Linked DNA regions of Homo sapiens: region 2 is linked to region 1. Evidence: chromatin loops called from intact Hi-C (ENCODE). Cell type or tissue: K562. All regions are shown on one strand. Each heading gives the region's core, and the rest is flanking DNA. Links, peaks and the distances in the headings are about the cores only. Region 1 has its middle 8.3 kb from the start of GMNN. Region 2 overlaps KIAA0319.

Region 1 (4,396 bases), core at 98-4,097:
GCCTGGTCAACATGGCGAAACCCTGCCTCTACTAAAAATACAAAAAATTAGCCAGGTGTGGTGGTGTACACCTTTAGTCCCAGGTACTCGGGAGGCTGAGGCAGGAGAATTGCTTGAATCCGGGAGGCTGAGGTTACAGTGAGCTGAGATGGTGCCACTGCATTCCAGCCTGGGCACAGAGCCAGACTCTGTCTAACCACCATCACCACCACCAACAACAACAACTACAAAAACCCACAGAGAAAGGCTACATCTGAAACTAATGAAAAATAGAAAATGTTTGTGGTTGCTTAAGAGAGTGCGGAATAGGATGGGGGAATAGTGCTGGGATTGCAGGCGTGAGCCACTGCGCCCAACCTAATTTTTCACTTTTGAACTATTAAATGTTTTGTAAAATGCAGGGGGTTTTTTTGTTGTTGTTGTTGTTGTTTTTTGAGACAGAGTCTTACTCTGTCACCCAGGCTGACAGAAGTCGCATGATCTCGGCCACTTCTGCCAACTTCAAGCGATTCTCCTGCCTCAGTCTCCTGAATAGCTGGGATTACAGGCACTCATCACCACACCCAGCTAATTTTTGTGTTTTCAGTAGAGACGGGATTACCCCATGTTGGCCAGGCTGGTCTCGAACTCCTGACCTCAGGTGATCTGCCCACCCCAGCCTTCCAAGTTGCTGGGATTACAAGCATGAGCCACCACGCCTGGCCCAAAATGGTTAATTTTTCTTAGATTCCAGATTCGGTTTTTAAAGTAAATGGCCACTGTCCCTGGCCAAAATGCAGTTTATTTTGAAATGTTTATTTAAAAATAAGATGGGCCCAGCACTTTGGGAGGCTGAGGTGGGTGGATCACTCACTTGAAGTCAGGAGTTTGAGACCAACCTGGCTTATATGGCGAAACCCCATCTCTACTAAAAATACAAAAATTAGCTGGGTTTGGTGGCGGGTGCTTGTAATCGCAGCTACTCGGGAGGCTGAGGCATGAGAAGCGCTTGAACCCAGGAGGCAGAGATTGCAGTGAGCCGAGGTCACGCCACTACACTCCAGTCTGGGTGACAGAGCGTGACAATGTCTCAAAAAAAAAAATAAATAAAATAAAAATAAGATGGATGGATAGAGACAGGAATGTATAGGTAGATGCAATAAAGAAGATATATTAAAATGTTGACGGTAGAATCTAGGCAGTGGGTATACAGGTGTTTAGTGTAAAAAACCTTTAGTTTTTCTCCATGCTTGAAATATTTATTTTTAAATGTTCGAAAACATTAAATAAGAATGGATGAAACAGCAAACCCTAAAACAATTCTAACTGTGTAGCAAATTGATAATGTAACCACACAGAGAAAGTAATTTACTCAAGGGCCGGGTGCAATGGCTCATGCCTGTAATCCCAGCACTTTGGGAAGCCAAGGCAGGAGGATAGCTTAAGCCCAGGAGTTCAAGACCAACCTGCGCAACATAGTGATACCTTGTCTTTATAGAAAATACAAAAATTAGCCAGTTTTTGTGGCACACACCTTTATCCCAGCTATTCTGGAGGCTGAGGCAGGAGGGCAGGGCTTCAGTGATCTGCACTCCAGCCTGGACAACACAGTGAGACCCTGTCTCAAAAAAAAAAAAAAAATTTATTCAAGTATATTTTGAACACATAATTCTGTAACCCCCTTAGTGGGATTTATTATAAGGACAAAAGTCTCGGAGAAATTTTGAACTTTTCTTATCCGAAATCTCTGCTGACTTCATGATAAGAAGTTAGCTGGAACTCCTGCGTACAGTAAATAGCAGGCCAACAGAATTCTTCCTGAACTAGCCGGTTTAGATTCAGTTTCAGAACGTTAATAACCTTATTCACAATAATTTACCAAGAAATATTCATGGCATGTAGTTCCGTGAAGAATTTTGTACTACCCACTAGGTGGCAATGCTATCTAATGTAATTAAAGCAGATCTTTAATTTGAAAGACTCATTCATCTAACAACCTATATTGATCTTTCTCACCTACTGAGCAAACTAGACTTTCATTAAACATTAAACATGTTTCATTAAACATTTCATTTCATTAAACATTACTAAGAATGTAATGTTCTTCGGAATTTTAATAAAAAAGAAAAAAATGATACTATTTCCCCACACAAGGAATATATTAAATCAAACTCAGAATCATTGGATTGGTAGGGACCTCCAGAAATCAGCTAGTCCCTTTGTCCACCTCCAAAAAGAATAACTCTCCTACTCTATAATTTTTTATTTGCCTGGGAAAGATGACATTTCTCAAAGTTCTATTCCAACATTTAGCATATAGTTGAGAGGTGACAGCATGCCGGCAGTCCTCAGAGCCCTCGCTTGCTCTCGGCACCTCCCCTGCCTGGGCTCCCACTTTGGTGGCATTTGAGGAGCCCTTCAGCCCCCCACTGCACTGTGGGAGCCCCTTTCTGGGCTGGCCAAGGCCGGAGCCCACTCCCTCAGCTTGCAGGGAGGTGTGGAGGGAGAGGCAGGAGCGGGAACGGAGGCTGCGTGCGGCGCTTGCGAGCCAGCTGGAGTTCCGGGTGGGCGTGGGCTTGGTGGGCCCCACACTCGGAGCAGCCAGCCAGCCCTGCTGGCCCCAGGCAATGGGGGACTTAGCACCCGGGCCATTGGCTGCGGAGGGTGTACTGAGTCCCCCAGCAGTGCCGGCCCACCAGTGCTGCGCTCGATTTCTCGCCGGGCCTTAGCTGCCTTCCCGCGGGGCAGGGCTCGGGACCTGCAGCCCGCCATGCCTGAGCCTCCCACCCACTCCATGGGCTCCTGTGCGGCCCGAGCCTCCCCGACGAGCACCACCTCCTGCTCCACAGCGCCCAGTCCCATCGACCACCCAAGGGCTGAGGAATGCGAGCCCACGGCGCAGGACTGGCAGGCAGCTCCACCTGCAGCCCCGGCGCGGGATCCACTAGGTGAAACCAGCTGGCCTCCTGAGTCTGGTGGGGACGTGGAGAGTGTTTATATCTAGCTCAGGGATTGTAAATACACCAATCAGCACCCTGTGTTTAGCTCAAGGTTTGTGAATGCACCAATCGACACTCTGTATCTAGCTGCTGTGGTGGGGCCTTGGAGAACCTGTGTGTGGAAACTCTGTATCTAACTAATCTGATGGGGAGTGGAGAACCTTTGTATCTAGCTCAGGGATTGTAAACGCACCAGTCAGCGCCCTGACAAAACAGGCCACTCGGCTCTACCAATCAGCAGGATGTGGGTGGGGCCAGATAAGAGAATAAAAGCAGGCTGCCCAAGCCAGCATTGGCAACCTGCTAGGGTCCTCTTCGTCATTGTGGAAGCTTTGTTCTTTTGCTCTTTGCAATAAATGTTGCTACTGCTCACTCTTTGGGTCCACGCTGCTTTTATGAGCTGTAACACTCACTGTGAAGATCTGTAGCTTCACTCCTGAGCCCAGCAAGACCACGAGCCCACCGGGAGGAATGAACAACTCCACACACGCTGCTTTAAGAGCTGTAATGCTCACCGCGAAGGTCTGCAGCTTCACTCCTGAGCTAGCGAGACCACGAACCCACCAGAAGGAAGAAACTCCGAACACATCTGAACATCAGAAGGGACAGACGCCAGACACACTGCCTTGAGAGCTGTAACACTCACCGTGAGGGTCCGTGGCTTCATTCTTGAAGTCAGTGAGACCAAGAACCCACCAATTGCGGACACATGGTCATGTGGTTCATTCAATCATTATAAAGCAGACAACTTCTGAGCAATTACCATTTGCCAGGTAGGGGGCTAGGTATTGAGGGTATGATGGTGCCACAGACACAGTCCTACTGCCCTCAAGAACTTACTGTCGATTGCCCTGGCCATTGGCCTTCTTGGGAGAATGGAAGCATTGGTGTGGGTCCTAGTGGCATGGTTTGTGTTACTCTTCTCAGCTCAACCAGAGGCGAAAGGGAGGCCCAGTGGGGAAGAACAGAAAAGTATGTTTAATTGTTATTAGAAGACAATGTGAGAAATGCAAGAGAGTAGGTAAAAGGTATGAAGGACCTGAGAGAAGGAAGTCTTAGAAGTAGGTAGAAAAGTTTCCCAGATGAAGCGACATCTAAACTGACATGTGAAGGATAAGTAGGCGCTAAACAGGCGGGGGCCAGATGAAATGGAAGAAGAGAGGGAGGGCTTGCAGGTTGCAAAAGTTGGTGGGAGAAGGATAGCATCCTATTTGCGTCTGTATCCCCAAGGCTCAGCACCACGTCTTTCACAACAGACTTACATTAAACAGAATGAACTAATTCTGACCCTTACCCTGGTGCTATCATAATGTGACCCTGGAAAGATCGCTCCACTTCTTGAATCCTTGCTGTCCTCACTCTGAAGGTGAAGGAGATCACTCAGGGAGACTGTGGAGAAGGAGGTAAGAGGGCTCAGG
Region 2 (4,396 bases), core at 97-4,096, 190 kb after region 1:
AAGGTGGAGGACAAGGCTTTGATTATTCTTAAGCATCAACATTTGTTGAAATAGTTTCAAATGGAGTAAGAATCTAGGAAATTAAATACAGTATATATCGTTTAATTGGTCAGGATGGAAAGTCATAAATTTCTGATGATGCAAAGCAGATCAGGAGAGGCTGCCACGTACCAGTTCTTGAACTGTAATAACCCATAGAACCTGGGAAGATTCCACCGGGATGAGAGGGAAGTGGCGTGCACCCATAGGTTTGTTTGCAGATACTGTGGCATTGACAATCACGGCTCTCAGGTTCTCAGGATGCCTCACACTAGCTGCTCAAAAAAATTTATTCAAAATGCTCTTTCTTCTACTTGTCCAGTGCTCTACCATTCAGTAAGCATTTGACCTGGGACCTGTGGCCTGTCAAATGCATTGTTTTTAAGGTAAACTCATTCTTAAGGTGTTTGACTATTTCTCATTCAGGTTAGTTCCTTAATTCATTTTTTTCTCCACCACATATTGGTCAAAATTTTATACACAGAGATGATAATATTTGGCATTTGCATTTTAATCCTTTGAGGTGAGGTACCTTATATTTTAACTACTAATATCTGCAGCTGGGAGACAGTTTCATCTTAACATAGACATGTTTATACTGTTTTTGTGTCCTTAAATAAACCCCTACAACAGATCAAATGAATTGAAATCTCCTTGCCTTTTGTTAAAAAGAGAAAAGCACAATGTATTATACTATGTTAAAACTGATATGGATAGTCAGATGTAGCCCCCTAGGAAAAAACTCATCACATACTAATGGTTAAGTTAGGGAGGTTTTTTTTTTTTTAACTTTATACATTTTAAAAATTTCCTGTAAGACGTATGTTTTTATAACAAAAAAAGAAATGTTACATTAAGAAGATACATGTTATCTTGGCTGATAGTTGAAAGTCAAGTTCATAAGATGATAACAAGAGTGAGGGGATAAAAACAAATAAACAAAAAATATATATATAAGTTAAAAAAAAAAAAGAAAGCTGAGTTGAGTATATCTAAGGTAATCTGCACTGGTGGTTTAAAGGCTGTCATCTTCCCTCTGCCCAGGTTATCTAGTGTCCTCTCAGAATTTATAACTACTCATATTTATTTTTTGCTCTCAGAAACAACCTACAACTATGAATGGAATTTAATAAGCCACCCCACAGACTACCAAGGTGAAATAAAACAAGGACACAAGCAAACTCTTAACCTCTCTCAAGTAAGTAACTGGAGACTGGTTGTGTCTAACAGCACAGCGTAACGGCATAGAGCTCAGTTAATACCTTCTTAGCTACTGAACCCAAACGTCTTTCTTCTTTTTGGGGACAGAGTCTTGCTCTGTTGCCCAGGCTGGAGTGCAGTAGCGCAATTACAGCTCACTGCAACCTCTGCCTCCCGGGTTCAAGTGATTCTCCTGCCTCAGCCTCCTGAGTAGCTGGGATTACAGGTGCACGTCACCACACCCGGCTAATTTTTTTGTATTTTTTGTAGAGGTGGGGTTTCGCCATGTTGGCCAGGCTGGTTTTGAATTCCTGACCTCAAGTGATCTGCCCTCCTTGGCCTCCCAAAGTGTTGGGATTACAGGCATGAGCCACCACGCCCAGCTGCAAACATCTTTCTCATGGTAAGATCAAAAGTAGGATATGAATGAATAAAGTTTCAGGCATGCAAGTAGGCAGGCAGATGGTTAAGAGGCTTTGGATGGCGTTTCTTTATTTGGGTTACTTAGTATATCTCAGTTTGGGGAAAAGAGCCTGGTTGTCCCACAAGCATTGCAGAGAGGTTAAAAACCTGTTGTAACTCTTGCTCTCCTTGCAGTGTTAAGGACATTCTACTTATCTCTGGTTCTCAGTCCGGCACATCTCTAGAGTTGCCAATAATTCCATTCCAGGTCACAATTTGCCCTATCACATATTGTTCTATGATACAAGCACTCACAAGAAACATGCCCTCTTTCTGGCCTAGGAGGATATATAAACCGACTTAGCGACTAGAGATCTAGTCTCCTACCAGATGATTATGTTGACTTCATCTCCTGGGACCACACAGCTAATGGTACAACACAGACTTGCATCACCCTCATGTCATGGAGCTGTGTTTCTCAAAGTGTGGCATCCAGACCACCGGCAACCAATGCACCAGAGCTAGGTGGTAAAAATGCATGGTTCCATACACACATTTGAGAACTGCTGCCCTCTGCTGGTCCATCTCACCCAGGCCTCTTTGAAGCCCTCTGCAGCGAAGCTAAAGGCCTGTCTAGGTGATCTTTAGTGCTCCAGAATTCAGGCTTCAAACATGCGGCAGCCTCTTGACAGATCCAAATGAGACTGTCTCCTGAGCCCCTTCTCTATGCTGACTTTAGGAGTGCGGCTTCTGGGACATTTTAGCTTTTTCTACGTAGTGGACCCATCACGTCTTGCATGTTGAACTGTACAACTTTTCTTTATGTTACAGTTGTCCGTCGGACTTTATGTCTTCAAAGTCACTGTTTCTAGTGAAAACGCCTTTGGAGAAGGATTTGTCAATGTCACTGTTAAGCCTGGTAAGCCGGTGTAAGAGAATGACCTCCTGTTGTACATATTTATCTCAATTTTTGGTGCCTGGATGACTCTATATCTGTCTACCTATCTACCTAGAGAGACAAAACCTATTTTGTATTAGGCTCCATTGTAGAGAAAACACGCAAAGATTATATTTTTGGTTTTTTTTTCTACCTTTCGCATAACACTTTGTACTTGCTTGACAAGGTTATTGCTGGCTGCTCTCGAATGGTGGCAAATCTACCTTAGCCCTCTCTATCTGACATTTACACCATCCACTCTAACTTCTACCTCCACTCTCCGTGATTCAGCTTCACCTTCGAAGCAGGGGCATGTTGAATACATTCAACTGAGCAACCAAGAGGTCAGGGGAAAATGTATGCCCATCGGTCAGTGCATTCATGTGAATTAGAAACAGGTGGTTCTTGGGCTGGGTGGGCACAGCCCTGGCTTGGTGAGTAGAACATGGGCTGGCTTTCAGCCTCCACCAACCCCTCACCTGTGCTGAGGGCACAACCGACCCAATCAAGGTGAACCTCCCTTGTACCCACTTCAGCCCACCCTGAGGGCCTGACAGCTCTATCTTTTGCATATGGTTATGGGGGGTGGGGGGGGGAGTTGCCTTCAGTTAGAGATATAAGATCCACTCAATCCAAGGAGCTGGAACTGTAATCCCTTCATCCCTTGCTCCTGCTCTGTAATTACTGCTCACATTCTGTGATGAGCCCCTTGGTTATTATTGTACATCTTCACTGAGCCTGGGCTTACATGCAAAAGTGTAAATGTCCAGACAAGCTCCTGAAATTCATAGAGAGACTCCAGACTTTAAAAAGTGCTCTCCATAGTTGAGGCCTGTAGGATAAACACCTTCTTGACAGGACATGTATAATCAATTTTTTAAAGTAGATGATTTTATGTGGGTAATGACATATGCCTACACAAGATGGGCTCAGTCACTGTCCTTTTTTTTGTTACAGCCAGAAGAGTCAACCTGCCACCTGTAGCAGTTGTTTCTCCCCAACTGCAAGAGCTCACTTTGCCTTTGACGTCAGCCCTCATTGATGGCAGCCGTGTGTATCCTGAGATAGTTTAGGGATTTCTTTTTTTCTCTACGTGCTACGAAATGTAATGAGTGCTCTGCATCAAAGCTAGGAGGACTTATGGGCTGTTACTTTGATAAACGATCACCTCCTTCTTTAGTTTTATGTCTTCTTTAGTTCCTTTAGCTCCTCTATCCTGTGCTTATTTTCCCTTCACCTTTCGTCTATTCTATTAGAAAGTTCTTTAGCGCCTGGCCATTTGATAGGGAATTAGAGCAATTATTGAAGAATCTCCTTCTGGTGTGGTATATATGGTTAGCAGTTGGAAAATCACTTTGTGTATATATATATGTATATATATATAAGATATATAAGATATATATGAGATATATAAGATATATGAGATATATAAGATATATATATGAGATATATAAGATATATATGAGATATATAAGATATATATATATATATATATCTTTATATAGAGGAGCTCCCGTGACCTGACTTGGGAGGGGAGGTGCCCCCCACCAGATGGGAAAATCACTTTTAAGAACTCTTAGAAGGGATGTCTTCAGTGAGGGAGCGTGGTGGTTTTTTAAAATTCATTCAGAGATCGTTTCTTCTATGGGAGTATATGTGGAAGGGGCCCCTGTGTTAACTACAGGTGTCCATGTAAATAAGAATAGGTTGAAAACATCCTGTGGTTGACTAGGTTCAACCTTATCAGTGTAACAGGTAATTGCATTTTATGTACATTTAATCACAAAGTTAATACCAAATCCTTTAGAGGAAGAACGG

What was found. Hi-C counts contacts between places; a loop is a spot of excess contacts. Peaks named below come from ENCODE experiments on the same cell type or tissue, not always from the same donor. Only the 100,000 strongest peaks of a DNase experiment are listed, where the experiment ranks them.
Region 2: a loop joins it to region 1, with 13 times the contacts of the local background. A loop is called at or near these places in 96 of 110 quality-filtered maps.

The regions. Positions count from the first base shown.
Region 1 is chr6:24,764,404-24,768,799 of GRCh38, reverse strand. No RefSeq gene overlaps it. Among named protein-coding and RNA genes, the nearest start is that of GMNN, 8.3 kb to the left of the region's middle. In K562, for the core only: a CTCF peak has its summit at 1,900 (motif pointing right); a DNase peak (open chromatin) is centred at 1,931.
Region 2 is chr6:24,579,090-24,583,485 of GRCh38, reverse strand. KIAA0319 reads left to right here. Exons shown (of 21, transcript NM_014809.4): 6 at 1,140-1,237; 7 at 2,473-2,560; 8 at 3,536-3,628. Among named protein-coding and RNA genes, the nearest start is that of KIAA0319, 65 kb to the left of the region's middle. In K562, for the core only: a CTCF peak has its summit at 2,221 (motif pointing left); a DNase peak (open chromatin) is centred at 2,205; H3K27me3 peaks cover 1,126 bases.